Linked DNA regions of Homo sapiens: region 2 is linked to region 1. A link is an interaction called in ENCODE POLR2A ChIA-PET data of the cell type or tissue named here. Cell type or tissue: A673. All regions are shown on one strand. Links, peaks and the distances in the headings refer to the core of each region. The heading gives the core; the rest is flanking DNA.

Region 1 (8,137 bases), core at 3,617-6,116:
AATGCCATCTCAAAAAAAAAAAAAAAAAAGAAAAGTCTCTAGAAGGCAGGCCTTGATTGAGTAGACTTGAAAGAAACAAGCTGTTCTGAATCTGTCCCCTAGGGGTTGGAGCATAAGAAACCTAAGGGTTTGTTTTCAAAGGTAATTCTAGAAAAGTTATCATCTGAATCAAGACTTGTGTATATTTCATTAGAAGAAAGGCATATTCTTTAAAAGAATACTTTTGGTTTTGGCTTTTATCACTTGCAAATGTCAACTTTAAATTCTCACTTCTTCTCTTGGTCCAAATGTTATGGAAATGTCATTCTTTCCTACAAGTCATTACCAGGAAATACTTAGGTCTTAAAAGGTACCTTGGGCTTTTCCCCACTGAGTTGTAGTTAGAAAGAATAATAAACATCATGAAATTCAAACCTAGGACAATATACCCGGAAAAATACTAACACAATAACCTGGGCTGCAAAACTTGTTTAGCAAGTTTCAACTGGAGGTTAATTAAAATCGGCTTGGAAACCTCTTAAAATACAGACTGGCATGTAAACCACACACACGCAGCACCACCTAGATTCTTCCCTCAGGAGCTTTCTCCTCTCCACTTCCCTGGATTTCTGTGGGAACGTTTCCCCAGAATTCCATCCGGTCTGGCGGAGACCATGGTGCCCCTGAGCATAACACAAGCCTTTTTCTCCCATCTCAGGGGAGGACCAAGAGGACGGTGGATAGACAGGCCCCTCCTTCGCAGTTCTAACAAACAGTACCCCGACATTCAGCTCCTTAAGCCTTTGAGCCCTTTTGGAAAGTGGGGTGGTATTGGAGTGGGGGGGTCAGGGCGAATGGAGGATTGAAAGAATTTCCCCCAGTGTTACATGTTTTTGGCCAGGCACAGTGGCTCATGCCTGTAATCCCAGCACCTTGGGAGGCTGAGGCAGGTGGATCACTTGAGGCCAGGAGTTTGAGACCATCCTGGCCAACATGGTGAGACTTAGACTTCATCTTTACAAAAATTAGTCAGGTGTGGTAGCATGTGCCTGTAATCCCAGCTACTCCAGAGGCTGAGGTGGGAGGATCACTTGAGCCTGGGAGCTCAAGGCTGCAGTAACCTGTGATTGTGCCACTGCACTCTAGCCTGGGCGACAGAACAAGACCCTGTCTCAAAAAAAAAGAAAAAAAAAACAGAGGAGTTTAAGTGACAGTGTTCTGGACAGGACAAGAGAGCGTGAAGAGGTCAAAGGCAGAACAGGAGAAGGTAGAAATGCCGCCTGACATTGGACTTGCCCGTAAGAGGCTATTGAACTGGCCAAACATTCTCAGACCTTAGCTGTGTATTTCTTCCGAAGTTCCTCAGGTTACCGCTATTATTCCTTTTGTCTGGGCTTGTTTGGAATGATTGTCAGCTAACACTCCGTTGGTGGATAAGCATCTGTGAGATGTGCAGGAAACAAGGCCGAGTATAATTATAACATAATTCTATAACAACATTGCCCAAGACTGCCTCAGTACTATATGCCAGAGTACATCATGACTATCTTGCTGACAGGCATTTGGATGGCGATTAGTGTTGGATCCCGTCTGGGAATCAGGCTTGAAGCCAGAGAAACTGGAAAATGATTTTTGTCTTTTAACTCCTTGGAGGCCTGTGTGGAAAATTCAGGAGAGCACATTTTTGTTTCTAGCAACAGAACTCAAACGTAATTTGGCCAGGCATGGTGGCTCATGCCTGTAATCCCAGCATTTTGGGAGGCCAAGGCAGGTTGGGTCACTTGAGGCCAGGAGTTCGAGACCAGCCTGACCAACATGGAGAAACCCCATCTCTACTAAAAATACAAAATTAGCCGGGCGAGGTGGTGCATGCCTGTAATCCCAGCTACTCCGGAGGCTGAGGCAGGAGAATGGCTTGAACCCGGGAGGCGGAGGTTGCCATGAGCCGAGATTGCGCCATTGCACTCCAGCCTGGGCAACAAGAGCGAAACTCCGTCTCAAACACTTGCCTTGCCTCAAATCTGCTGTGGAGGCCAAGGGAAATCTTTCCCTTCGCCTTCTGACGGTTCACTGGAATATCAACTGACAAAAGGCAGATTAGTAGAAGAAATGGCATACAAATTTATCAATGTTCACGGAGGGAAATCACAGAGTGATTACTGCAACCCATCCTCCAGGGGGTACAGAGGTTTATATACCATCTTGAGGTTACAGAAAGAATGGGGCTTGGTAGCTGGGTGTGGTGGCGGGCACCTGTAATCCCAGCTACTCGGGAGACTGAGGCAGGAGAATCGCTTGAACCTGGGAGGTGGAGGCTGCAGTGAGCCGAGATCACGCCACTGCACTCCAGCCTGGCGACAGAGCTAGACTCCGTCTCAAAATAAAATTAATAAATAAAAATAAAAGAATGGGGCTTGGATCCTGGCAAAACAGGTTGGAGGAGAAGTCCTCTTCTAACCTGTTTAGGGGGAGAAGAGGAGGCCTGGCTAGCAAAGTGGGTCTTGTTATGTAGATCAAACCTCACAAGTGGTAGCCCTTTTTCAGGCCTCCAAAGGCCTCCAAAGGCGTCAGACTCTCAGTCAATCTTTCCTAGATCCGGACAAGGGAGGGCCTCCGAGAAAGCAGGGCTGCATCAATGCGGATTTTCTCTACACATACAAAGCTCCACAAAAGGCAGCTTTGCAGCTATTCTCGTATTTCCAGCCCTTCTGAATAGCCATCTTGAAATACGTCAAAGAAGTATGTTTTGGGGTGAAACATGTTGGCTTCCTTCACTGGTCTTTTGTGGAAGTGTCGAATTTTCTTGCAGAGCTGGCAGAGACGTGTTGAGACAGGGAACAGTGGACAGGAAGACTGCATTCTCCCTGTTCCTCGACACCGAATCTAAGCACAGGCAAGACCTTTTCCAGGTTTCAAAGAAACAGTCTTAGCCCTAAAGCACCACCAGTGTTTAATGAGGAAACACTACCATGAATGGTTAGTGAGACTAGACCATGAGTTGTAGTTCGTGAGGTATATGTGCAACCCGGCTACCCAGTTCAGATCTCAATCCTGTTGCCTCCTGGTTGTATGACATAAAATAAATTGATTTGTGCTGGGCATGGTGGCTCACGCCCTTAATCCCAGCACTTTGGGAGGCCGAGGCCAGTGGATCACTTGAGCCCAGGAGTTTAAGACCAGCCTGGGCAACATGGCAAGACCCGTCTCTGCCAAAAAAATACAAAAATTAGCCAGGAGTTTGGTGGCATGCACTTGTGGTTTCAGCTACTCAGGAGACTAAGGTGAGAAGATTAATTGAGCCTGGGAGGTTGAGGCTGCAGTGAGCTGCGATCACACCACTGCATTGCAGCCTGGGTGAGAGAACAAGACCCTGTCTCAATAAAATAAAATGCAATAAAATAAGATGGGCCTGATCCAGTGGTGTGCTGCAACCTGCTCCTTCTGGCTTGGGAGAACCTATTGTTAAATATTCAGGAATTTTGTCAGCCAGTTGCTAAAACCTTTGGTACACCCTTAGCGGATGTATTCACACCATGGAAATCAGCCAGTTCTACAAATCAAGGATACCCCACCTCCAGCTGACTTACTAGCATACCACTGGAATACCCTACAATATTGTTATGGGCATTCATGAAATAAAACCACAATGTCTGGCACATAGTAGATGCTCAGTGTAGTGTTACTATAAATATGTCACATAGAATATATTAATAATGTATATCTGCCAGGCACAGTGGCTCACGCCTGTAATCCCAGCACTTTGGGAGGCCGAGGTGGGTGGATCACCTGAGGTCAGGAGTTTGAGACCAGTCTGGCCAACATGGCGAAACCCTGTCTTTACTAAAAATACAAAAAAAGTAGTTAGGCATGGTGGCACATGTCTGTAATCCCAGCTACTCAGGAGGCTGAGACAGGAGAATCGCTTGAACCCAGGAGGCAGAGGTTACAGTGAGCCGAGATCACGCCATTGCACTCCATCCTGGGTGACAGAGTGAGACTCTGTCTCAAAAAAAAAAAAAAAAAAAAAAATCCCAGCACTTTGGGAGGCTGAGGCGGGCACATCACGAGGTCAGGAGATCGAGACCATCCTGGCTAACACAGTGAAACCCCATCCCTACTAAAACTACAAAACATTAGCCGGGTGTGGTGGCGGGCGCATGTAGTCCCAGCTACTTGGGAGGCTGAGGCAGGAGAATGGCGTGAACCCGGGAGGTGGAGCTTGCAGTGAGCCGAGATCGCGCCACTGCACTCCAGCCTGGGCGACAGAGTGAGACTCCGTCTCAAAAAATAAAAAATAAATTAAAAAAAAGATGAAGTTTGTTTTTATTCTCATAAATGAAGAAAAGCCAGAATCTAATTCAATTTCCTCTGACTCCAAGTCAAGTGTTCACCAGACCCAAACTGCCTCTGGACCACGTCTCTGCAAACAGATTTGTTGTTGTGGATGTAGCTGTTTTGAAGCCATTTTTATTGTTGCTGTTGTTATTGATTCACTGGATAAAAGAAAGCAGTATAAACAAACACTGAGGTGGAAGAAGACAGTGTTGGCCCACAGCTGGTGGAACACTTCCTCAGGAAAGCCTGGAGTGAATGCCGCCACTCTCAAGCCCCACTTTTAAAAGGATCTCCCTGCTGTGCCTGTGTTATTATCAAAACAGAGAACTGTGAACACCACCTGCTCCCAATAAATGTTGTTTCCCCTGGGAACCGCTGAAGCTCAGAATTACCTAGCCATTGATGTCAGGTCTGGGGGAGGAAATGTACTAGATGAGCCTGGGACAACTTAAAAGGGAAGAAGTTAACAAAGGCTTCTGGGGTCGAGTCCAAAGGACTCAATTCTGGAGCCAACTTGAAGAAGCTTTCACTGGACAATTAGGGAAATCTGAGCTTCAATAAGAAAAAAATGGCAAGTAATTAAGACACAGGAAATGCTAAGAGTCCTTGAGTTAATAATGATACTTCAGGCTGGGCGCGGTGGCTCATGCCTGGAATCCCAGCACTTTGGGAGGCTGAGGCGAGAGAATTGCTTGAGCTCAGGAGTCCAAGACCAGCATAGGCAACTTGGTGAAACCCCATCTGTATATTATTTTAAAACATAATAATGCTACTTGAAAGGAAAAAAGCCTAATTGGAAGATGCTGGGGGGCACTAAATTCATTCTTTTGAAAACTAGTAAATAAAAGGGAGTAATTAAGCATTTATTCTGCCTCTTCTGGGTGAACTGTGTACCTCAAGGTAACAAAATGTAAGATGGGGGAAAGTTATCTTATTTTAATAATAATAATTATTTTTTATAGAGACGGGGTCTCATTATGTTGCTCAGGCCGGTCTTGAACTCCTGGGCTCAAATGACCCTCCCACCTCGGCCTCCCAAAGTGCTAGGATTACAGGTGTGAGCCACAGCACCTGGGTGGAAGTTCTCTTTATAGAAGTATTCTAGGTGATAAATAAAGAAGGAATGATAGAATGTCACCATTTTGCAAGTCCTAATGAATCAGCAGACCTGAGTATTGCTATTAACAACGGCTAGCAGCACAGAGAAGACCAGGCATTATTTGCTTCTTGAGGGGAAAAACATCACCTATGAAATATTCTTGCCCAAAACTCAAACTTGAATCTGATCAAGTCTTATCTCTAATGCCTTTGGCACTTTTTTTTTAACCTAACAAAAGCAGGCAGTATTGTATACTGGTCATAGCAGGATTTTTCAAACTTGAGTAACACAGACTCCTTTTAAAAGAAAAAGAATTATCCGGCCGGGCACGGTGGCTCACGCCTGTAATCCCAGCACTTTGGGAGGCTGAGGCGGGCAGATTGCCTGAGGTCAGGAGTTTGAGACTAGTCTGGCCAACATGGTGAAACCCCATCTCTACTAAAAATACAAAAAAATTAGCCAGGCGTGGTGGCGTATGCCTGTAATCCCAGCTACTCGGGAGGCTGAGGCAGGGGAATCGCTTGAACCAGGGAGTTGGAGGTTGCAGTGAGCGGAGATCGCACCACTGCACTCCAGCCTGGGCGACAGAGCAAGACTCTGTCTCAAAAAAATAGAAAAAAAAAAAATTCTCACAGACCCTCAGTGGTGTTTGAAATTATTTTTATTACTATAATTATACACTAGATGTGAATATTTTGTGTTTACTGCTCCTCTATAACTGTAAAACCAGTATCCATTTATAAATATAATACAAACAAAATTACCAAACTAATAACATTCACATGAACAATGCTGATTTAATGCGATGGAAGATGTTTTTCTGTAATGAAGTTGCTGCTTGCAAAGGAACATGGTACTGACTGCTTGGGTGGATATTCTTTGATTTCAGCACTGTATGGAGTGAGATGACAATTCTGCCTTGTTTTCCAAAAACTTTTGAGAAGGTTCGTCTTTAGGCACTGTGATATGACTTCACTTGGTTTTGCTTGGCAAGAGCCAAGGTGAACAGCATAAACACAAACTGAAATGGTTGTACTAACAATTGTGACTAAGATTCAGTTATAAGCTGCAAGCTGCTTATCCAGATATCAGTGGGTCTCAACCCTGACATCACTTTTTTTTTTTTTTTTTTTTGGAGACAGAGTCTCACTCTGTTGCCCAGGCTGGGAGTGCGTGGTGTGATCTCGGCTCACTGCAAATTCCACCTCCCAGGTTCAAGCGATTCTCATGTCTCAGCCTCCCAAGTAGCTGGGTTTACAGGTGCATGCCACCACGCCTGGCTAATTTTTGTATTTTTTGTAGAGGCAGGATTTCACCATGTTGGCCAGGCTGGTCTTGAACTCCCAACCTCAAGTGATCTATCTGTCTCGGCCTCCCAAAGTGCTGGGATGACAGGCGTGAGCTGCTGCACTGGGCCCCTGGCATCACTTTGGTATATGCATAAAAACAGAAGTAAATTAGAAATCTCTTGGGCCGGGCGCGGTGGCTCATGCCTGTAATCTCAGCACTTTGGGAGGCCGAGACGGGCGGATCACGAGGTCAGGAGATCAAGACCATCCTGGCTAACACGGTGAAACCTCGTCTCTACTAAAAATACAAAAAATTAGCCAGGTGTGGTGGTGGGCGCCTGTAGTCCCAGCTACTCGGGAGGCTGAGGCAGGAGAATGGCGTGAACCCGGGAGGCGGAGCTTGCAGTGAGCCAAGATCACGCCACTACACTCCAGCCTGGGGGACAGAGTGAGACTCCATCTCAAAAAAAAAAAAAAAAGAAATCTCTCTCAGGATGGGGCATTAGTATTTTTACAGTGCTTTCTAGGCCATTCTAATGTGTAGCCCATACTGAGAATCACTGCTTTTGATTATCCAGAAAATGCTTATACTGATTATTCTTTGCAGTAGAATCACACAGAAACACCATATTCAATCATTCTTATAGAAACTGTGAGGTCCTGTGAGACTATGGCAGGAAGCCCCAGGGGTTTGAGAAATTGGTTTGGAGCTTGATTCCCAGGTCTAGTTGTGTGGCCTTGGGCAACTTAACTTCTCTTAGGTTTAGTTTCTCATTGTAAAAAGAAACTTATAATTGTACCAATCTCATACAGTCGTTGTGAGAATTAGATGAGATAATAATGTATACAAAGTGCTAAACTGAAAGCCTGGTTCCTGATTAGTGCTTAATAAATGTTAGCTCTTATCACTAGTTTTTTTCTTTTTCTTTTTTTTTTTTTTTTTTGAGACGTAATCTTGCCCTGTCGCTCAGGCTGGAATGCAGTGGCGTGATCGCGGCTCACTGCAACCTCCACCTCCCGGGTTCACGTGAGCCGAGATCGCGCCACTGCACTCCAGCCTGAGCAACAAAAGCGAAACTCTGTCTCAAAACAAACAAACAAACAAACAAACATGGCACCAGTCAAGGAAATAGAATTCTAGGAGCAGACATGGTCACCTGCAGACTCAGAGGAAGGCCATGGCTGTCACAGTCAGTGAGGAAGTTGCTTCACTCCTAGCAGGAGAAGGTGGCTGGTTTCCCAGGGCCTGGCAGTTCCATCAGTTGCTGGTGAGCAGCCACCTGCTTCAGTGAACCGTGATGAGCATCATCCATTCTAGGCCCTGCTGGGTCCCCAGTGGAAAGGAGACTCACAGGAAGGGGTAGAGTGGGTCGAAGGCATTAATAAATCATTAGGTTTCTTCTGAATTGCTTCTTCAGCATTTCTGTAAAAAAGA
Region 2 (8,137 bases), core at 1,927-4,426, 370 kb before region 1:
AACAATTTGTCTTAGAGGGAAATCAGAACTGGTGAAAACTTATATTTAAGGCCTAATTAATATCTTCTCTCTTAAGCTGCATTTCTTTCCTAATTTTTCCCCCATGTTGTTCAATGTTAGCCATCATTTCTCCAGATATCTCATTTTCAAATCTGGAGTCATATTTCTCTTCTCTGACTCTATCAGCCCTTAAATTAAATTCATCTCAAAGCCAGTAACTCTTATACTTATCACTTCCTCTTTATTATCACTGCTACCACTCTAACAAGTTCTCTTCTCACATGCAGACCATGTGGGGCCTTTCAATCAAAAGACTTAAGCCCTTCTTGAACTTAGGAAAGTTTCTTGTTGTTTCTATACTTTCCTCCATTTTCTCTGTTCATTCTTACTAGCATTTATTACAGGATGTAAAAAGGCTACTAAATCTAGCTTCTATATTGCTTTAACTTTTCTCTCAGATTTTGTCTTTCTACTACACTCTCAGAGAATCCCTGAATTCTTTCTTCTAAGCTAGCTAATTTGATCTCCACCCCATCTACTGAATTTTTCTTTAAAAGTTCATATTTTAATTCTAATAGTTTCTTTTCCATAGCAATCTTTTCTTTTTTGGGTGGACACGGTATCTTCCCAAATCTCTCTGTGGATTTAAAGTTCATTCTGTACCCTATATAAACTGTCTCCTCTGGTGTTTCATTATTCAGTTAGTTGAATTTGGTGCCTCTCTTTTAAACTGCTGGTTTTCCTGAAAAGCATGGTTCTTCCTGGTTGTCTATTCCTACTTGTAGATGAGGGTCCAGACTAGAGTTATATTCTGACTGCTGGGGTGAACTTCTTCAGCCCAAGTGATAATTCCTGTTTGCCCAACAATAAACTTAAATTCAGATCACAGAAGTCCTATCTAGAATGAGTCCATAGGCGAGAAAGGAGCCATGTAACCAGCCAGGTTCTCCTTTAATGGTGGAAGAGTATCCCATCTTCCAGGTGCTGGAGGTTCAATATCCTTCAGGATAGCCACAAGCTACCTAAACTACTGCCCCTATCTTTCTTGCTATACAGCACTCACTTTGGAATTTCCTATGGACAAACAAGCAATTCAGAGAGCTGAATTTTGGGCATTATCCCAGCAGGAAAACCATTGCGGGCACCTATACTAATAGGTAAATGGCTTAGCTTTCCATGGCTTTAATTATCTGGCTGTACTCATGGCTTGTTCTATCTCCAAGTGCCTCCCTGCTTTTGATGTTGGTGGTACTGCAGGATGCCAATTCTTGGCTGGTCCCTTCTACTTTCTGAATAAGGTCACACGTTCACTAAGCTCTCTTGGGTTTTGACATTAATTGATTTCCAATTGCTTTATTCAACCAAAAATTCATCATATTCTGATTCATACCACTGAGGTTTTCTTGTTTCTCTGGATTTGTTTTTATATTCTTTATGTGATTTTAGAAGGAAGAAAAAATAAGTGTGTGTGTTCTCTAGTCTATGTTGAATTTGAAGTCATTATGCATTTTTATGTGCCAAATAAAACAGCATGGAAATATGTAAATATAAAAAAAGCAAAAGAACCTATGAGACAGTAATAAAAAAAATCAATAGTAGTGGAAGGTTACAACAACTATCAACACTTAACAGATCAACTAGTCTAAAAGGAAAAGAGAAAATGTATATAATCGATATTAATCTAATAACTGTAATTCAAGTTCCATTCTCTAAGAAAAGAATATTTTATTTTCAAATAGCCCTGCCTACTCCACGTCAAGAAGAGGAAAAGAAAATATCTGCTGTTGTAAATAGAGCCCCATCCTTCCTTGCCCTGTCCCATCTGGAACTTTTGTAGGCTTTGCTCAAATAGTCAAGGCCAAGTTTTTGTATTAGTTTTTCCATAAAACCACGCTGAGCCAATCAGTAATTTCAAGGTTTTGTTTGTTTAAAATCTAAGAGTCCAAACTTTCACAATCTATTAAAACTTGGCTGTAAAATGACAAACCTTCTTAAAGCCTATTTTCTCAAAGCTTCTATTCCTGCTCAGATTAAGAGTTGACACAATACTCTCTGAACCTACTTGTACCAATGAGCTACAAACACTAGTTTTAAATGCTTTTGTTTTTAAGGCTTAGCTTGATGTGAGGAAATGCACACATTCTAACTAGTTTTCAGATATTTAAAGCAGTACAGCCTCCTTAATAAAGTACTGCCATTTAATGCATTCAATAATTTAGCAATATCCATGTTCATTCCATAACATTCTACCATATATCATAATGGAATGAGTAAAACAACTCAACTCTTTGGATCACTCTTTTATTTCATAGTGAAAAACTTTAAAATAGCTTATTAGTTTTTGCTGAAATTCTGAAAAGAAATTCTATTCACGTTTCCTCTACTGAAGTATTCTACCTTTAGTTGCAGACTTAGTTCGAGCAGTGTGAGAAACACTTGATGTAATCAAAGGATGAAGACAGGATTCTGACATGGTATCAAGTGGAGATTTAGACTACATTGTACATGGAATAAATGAAATAAAACCATCCTAGGTAAAATTTTTAAAAGGTTAATTTCTGTCAAATGCAGTACATGATGAAGAAAGGTTTAAGTATCAGAAACTGTTTTCTTATACATTTCCTTTTTCTTGCACCTGCTACCTTTCCCAAAATTGGGCATTTAATTTATCTCTGAACTAGTCATTAACATAGTTGTTAACTTAGTAAGTTTTCTTATCAAACCCCTTCTCAATGAGCAATATGTCTCCTTGTATTAGAAAATCTTTCTGGCCGGGCGTGGTGGCTCACGCCTATAATCCCAGCACTTTGGGAGGCCGAGGCTGGCGGATCACAAGGTCAGGAGATCGAGAACATCCTGGCCAAGATAGTGAAACCCTGTCTCTACTACAATACAAAAAATTAGCCAGGCGTGGTGGCACGTGCCTGTAGTCCCAGCTACTCAGGAGGCTGAGGCAGGGGAACTGCTTGAACTCAGGAGGCAAAGGTTGCAGTGAGCCAAATTCATGCCACTGCACTCCAGCCTGGTGATAGAGCGAGACTCCGTCTCAAAAAAAAGAAAGAAAAGAAAATATTTTTCTGATACTGTATTAGGATTTGGGGTTTTTTTAAATTAGTGCAGTCTCGCTTTCATGTTACTTTATTCAAGCTAATTATGTGCTTTCCTTCATTTTCTGGTAACTAGTTGTAAAAATCATGCCTTGCAGGTTTACAGTTTTCAAAACACTCTAAATTTTTTTTTTTTTTTTCAGACGGAGTTTCACTCTTGTTGCCCAGGCTGGAGTGCAACATCGCCATCTCAGCTCACTACAATCTCTGCCTCCCAGGTTCAAGCAATTCTCCTACCTCAGCCTCCCAAAAGTAGCTGGCATTTACAGGCATGCACCACCACGCCTGGCTAATTTTTTGTATTTTTTACTAGTAGAGACAGGGTTTCACCACGTTGGCCAGGCTGGTTTCGAACTCCTGACCTCAGGTGATCCACCCGCCTCAGCCTCCCAAAGTGCTGGGATTACAGGTGTGAGGCACCGTGCCCAGCCCTAAATATTCTTAAACTATGATCTTTCTTAACATAATTGTCTTGCCAACTCCCTTGTCACTGATCACCAACGCTGTAATTTGACCCATATTGACCATACTATATCTCACCTACATGAATGCATACTTACTATTATTGCTTTTCCTAAATACATTACTTTCGGCCTATGAGGTTCTGTAAACTCAGTGTTAACACTTACAGTATTCTCTGTATACCTTAAGCACTGGCAAGAATATAACACTGGGCCTTTCAACAACTAGAACAAATATTTTAAATGGACAGTTCCAGAATTGTGGGGTATTTTTACATTGATCTTTTGCTAATGCAATCAGCAATGTGTTTTGCACATGGAATTTAATAAATCCTTTAATCATTAAAAAAATAATAAAAGAAAAGAACAAGCTGGGCAATGCAGGGGCAGGTTTGAAATACGCCTGCTTCTCAAAAGACCAACAACAGGCATGCTCCAGGTTGAGTATCAGCAACCATTAATTTCATGACCATTCTCTGGAGCAAAGCTAGGGAGCCAGCTAATTTTTACCCCAAAAAAATCTCCAAACCAAGCTTTTTCCAGGGGGTTGGGAAGACAATAAAATACAAGATAATAATCTAAAAGAGGGGAAGAAACTGGGAGAAAGCACAAACATATACAATTTGAAATAAGAAAAAAAAAAAACAGAAAAAAAGAAAACAACTTGTATGAAAATGGTCTAGAATTCTACACTAGCACAGTGACGGAAAATGTAAATTACCAGCATTAACTCAATAAAAGAAAACCCGATCGTAATGAATTTTTTTTTTTTTTTTTTTCTTTTTTTTAAAAGAGGGGGCCTGGGCACAGTGGCTCACACCCGTAATCCCAGCGCTTTGGGAAGCCAAGGCAGGAGATCACTTGCAGCAAGGAGTTCAAGACCAGCCTGGACAAAATAGCTAGACTCCATCTTGACAAAATAATTTTAAAAATTAGCTAGGCGGCCGGGCATGGTGACTAATGCCTGTAATCCCAGCACTTTGGAAGGCTGAGGTGGGTGGATCACCTGAGGTCAGGAGTTCGAGACCAGCCTGGCCAACATGGTGAAACCCCATCTCTACCAAAAATACAAAACTTAGCTGGGCGTGGTTGCTCGCGCCTGTAGTCCCAGCTACTCAGGAGGCTGAGGCACGAGAATCACTTGAACCCAGGAGGCAGAGGTTGCAGTGAGCCAAGATCGCGCCATTGCACTCCAGCCTGGGCGACAGAGTGAGACTCTGTATCAAAAAAAAAAAAAAAAAAAAAAAAAAAAAAACCTAACAAAAATAATTTAACCAAATTACAAACTTGGTTAATTATGAATCCCAAGTCAAGTATCCGCAAATATGATCCGTCATGTAAAAAAAAAAAAAAAAAAAAAAGCACATCCATGTACATGTACACACACACACACACACACCACAGACCTTGGCACAGTATGGGTACTCTAGAATTCAAGGATGGAGCCAAATAATGGCCCAAATTAATAGGTCAAAAAAAAAAACGCCTGATATTCTCAACAGATGCTGAAAAGTTGAAACTGAACGCCTACTTTTGATTTAAAGCAAACTTTTGAGTCAAATTGGGATAGATATTTTAACAGTTAACAAATTAAATAAATAGGATACACGCTAAAACATGGATGACCTTGAAAACAATATGCTAAGTGAAAGGAGCCAGACACGAAAGACCACGTTATAGGATTCCATTTATATGAAACGTCAGGAACAAGCAAATCCACACAGACAGAAGGTAGATTAGTGGTTGCTAGGGGATGAAGGAAGCGGGGAGAGGAGAGTGATTACCAGTAGGTGTAGGGTTTCTTTTTGGGGTGACGAAAATGTTCTAATTAGTGATAATAGTTACAGAACTCTGAATCTACTAAAAAACCACTGAAATGTACATTTTAAAGGGTAGATTTAATAATAGCTTTATCTCAATAAAGCTGTTTAAAAAATACTCAAGTATATGCAATCTTAAACCAGTTCATGTCAGAACATGTGTTTTGGGATATGAGAATGATGTCAGTTATCACTTTATAACAAAAAGACATCTATTAAACCTAAGGTAAAACATTAGAAGTATTCTCTCTAAAGTCAAAATTAAGAATGGCCATTAATACTATTATTATAGGATTGTGTGACAAATGCCAGCCAGTGTAATTAGGTAAGATGATGAAATAGAAGATATAATTATTACTTGAAGGAAATTAAACTTATTTGCATATGCTATATCTAGGAAATACAAGAGAATCAACTGAAAAACTATTATCGGTATGAATTCATAAGGTGTGCTGGTACAAAATTAATATACTTGAAGACAAAAGCTTTCTCATGTAAACACCTAAGAATGAAAAAATCCCACTGATAAGAGTAATTAAAAACTCTACTGTGTGGGATTTTTTTGTTTTTTGAGACAGAGTTTCACTCTTGTTGCCCAGGCTGGAGTGCAATGGCACGATCTCAGCTCACCACAACCTCTGCCTCCCAGGTTCAAGCGATTCTCCTGCCTCAGCCTTCCAAGTAGCTGGGACTACAGGCATGTGCCACCACGCCCAGCTAGAGATTTCTTTTTTTTTTTTTTTTCCTTTTTAGACAAATAAATAGAGAAAGCAATCTTGCTCTTGAATATGTTACATTAGGGCCAGGTGCAATGGCTCACACCTGTAATCCCAGCACTTTGGAAGGCTGAGGCAGGTAGATCACTTGAGGTCAGGAGTTCGAGACCAGGCTGGCCAACATGGTGAAACCCCGTCTCTACTAAAAATACAAAAGCTAGGCAGACATGGGGGCGCACACCTGTAATCCCAGCTACTCGAGAGGCTGAGGCAGAAGAAGAATCACTTGAACACAGAAGGCAGAGGCTGCAGTGAGCCAAATTTGCACCACTGCACTGCATTCCAGCCTGGATGACAGAGGAAGACTGTCTTTAAAAAAAAAAAAAAAAAAGAAAGAAAAAGAAAAAAAAGAATATGTTAGATTAGTAGTATCACTTCTCCCTTAATTAACCTCTACATTCAATCAAAATCCCAATACACCTTTCTTTAAATCAACTGACCTTGTATGTGTAGGTCAACTTTTGGACTCTATCCTGTGCCACTGGTCAATCTGGCTTTGCGCCCACTAATTTAATCACTGTAGCTTTATAATAAGTGTTGATATATGTTAGTGTTAAGTCTTCCAACTTTTTCTCAAGATTGCCTTTGCCATTCTTGGCCCTGTGCCTTTCCATGTAAATTTGAGAACTAGCCTATCCAAAAGAAAAAAAAGCAGCAGTGGCAGCAGCAACAGCCCTATTGAGATATTTATTGCGATTGCACTGAATTTCTGTATGTATCAATTTAGAGAGAACGGACATCTTTACAATACTGACACTTCCAATCCAATGAACATGGTTATCTCTTGCCATTAATTTAGGTCTTCTTTCATTTCTCTTAGTAAGGTTTTTACTGAAGGTCTTGGTATGCTTTGTTGGATTTATTTCAAGGTATCAGATGTTTTTTGACCTTATTATAAATTATATTAGTTTTCAAATTTGATTTTCAAATTGTTTGCTGCTGGTATAGAGAAACAGAGTTGATTTTTGCATCTCAATGTTCCCCAAGTATAATACAATAAAATTAGAAATAAATATCACAGAGATAACAGTAATACAAAAAGAAAATCCTGTAAATACAAAGTTCTAAATAATTTTAATGGGCAACAGGAAAATTATGGAGATCACAATATATTTAGAACTAAATAATAAAAACCAATTCATGTCAAAAATCATAGTATCCAGAGATAGGGACAGTTTGGTTAACAGATACAAATTATAGCTAAATAGGGGGAATAAGTTCTAGTGTTCTATAGCACTGTAGGGTGATTATAGTTAAAAATAATTCATTATGTATTTTCAAATATCTAGAAGAAAGGATTCTGAACGTTCCCAACACAGAGAAATGATAAATGCTGGTGTGACAGATATGCTAATTACCCTGATTTGACCATTACACATTGTATACATGTACATAATCACTCTACCCCATAAATACGTGTATTTCGGCTGGGCTCAGTGGCTCACACCTGTAATCCCAGCACTTTGTGAGGCCGAGGCAGGTGGATCACCTGAGGTCAGGAGTTTGAAACCAGCCTGGCTAACATGGTGAAACCCCGTCTCTACTAAAAATACAAAAATTAGCCAGGTGTGCTGGTGCACGTCTGTAATCCCAGCGACTCAGGAGGCTGAGGCAAGAGAATCGCTTGAACCCGGGAGGCAAAGGTTACAGTGAGCCGAGAGTGCGCCACTGCACTCCACCTTGGGCGACAGAGCGAGACCCGCTCTCAAAAAAAAAAAAAAAAAAGCATTTCAATTTTTTTAAATAGCATCCAATTATAGTCTAGAGAAAATTTTATAGTTTTTAGTATATATATTATAAAAATAGATTAAATATGAATGAGCTAAGCCTCTAACTTACATTTTTAAATGTCAGAATGAATGCAAATAAAGCAGAAGGAAAATATTAACCACAGGAGTAGAAATAGAAAGGATCAATAAAAATAACTATGTTAAAAAATCCAATAATAAAGGCAGTTACTGGCAATACTGATC

Evidence for each region. ChIA-PET counts read pairs that join two places held together with the same protein. Peaks named below come from ENCODE experiments on the same cell type or tissue, not always from the same donor. Only the 100,000 strongest peaks of a DNase experiment are listed, where the experiment ranks them.
Region 2: POLR2A ChIA-PET joins it to region 1 with 11 read pairs; 3 of 35 experiments call an interaction of 5 or more read pairs at or near these places.

The regions. Positions count from the first base shown.
Region 1 is chrX:23,789,895-23,798,031 of GRCh38, reverse strand. No RefSeq gene overlaps it. Among named protein-coding and RNA genes, the nearest start is that of SAT1, 11 kb to the right of the region's middle. In A673, for the core only: no CTCF peak of the experiment used is centred there; a DNase peak (open chromatin) is centred at 4,791.
Region 2 is chrX:24,160,051-24,168,187 of GRCh38, reverse strand. The region is part of intron 3 of ZFX (zinc finger protein X-linked); the gene reads right to left. Among named protein-coding and RNA genes, the nearest start is that of ZFX, 14 kb to the right of the region's middle. In A673, for the core only: no CTCF peak of the experiment used is centred there; no DNase peak of the experiment used is centred there.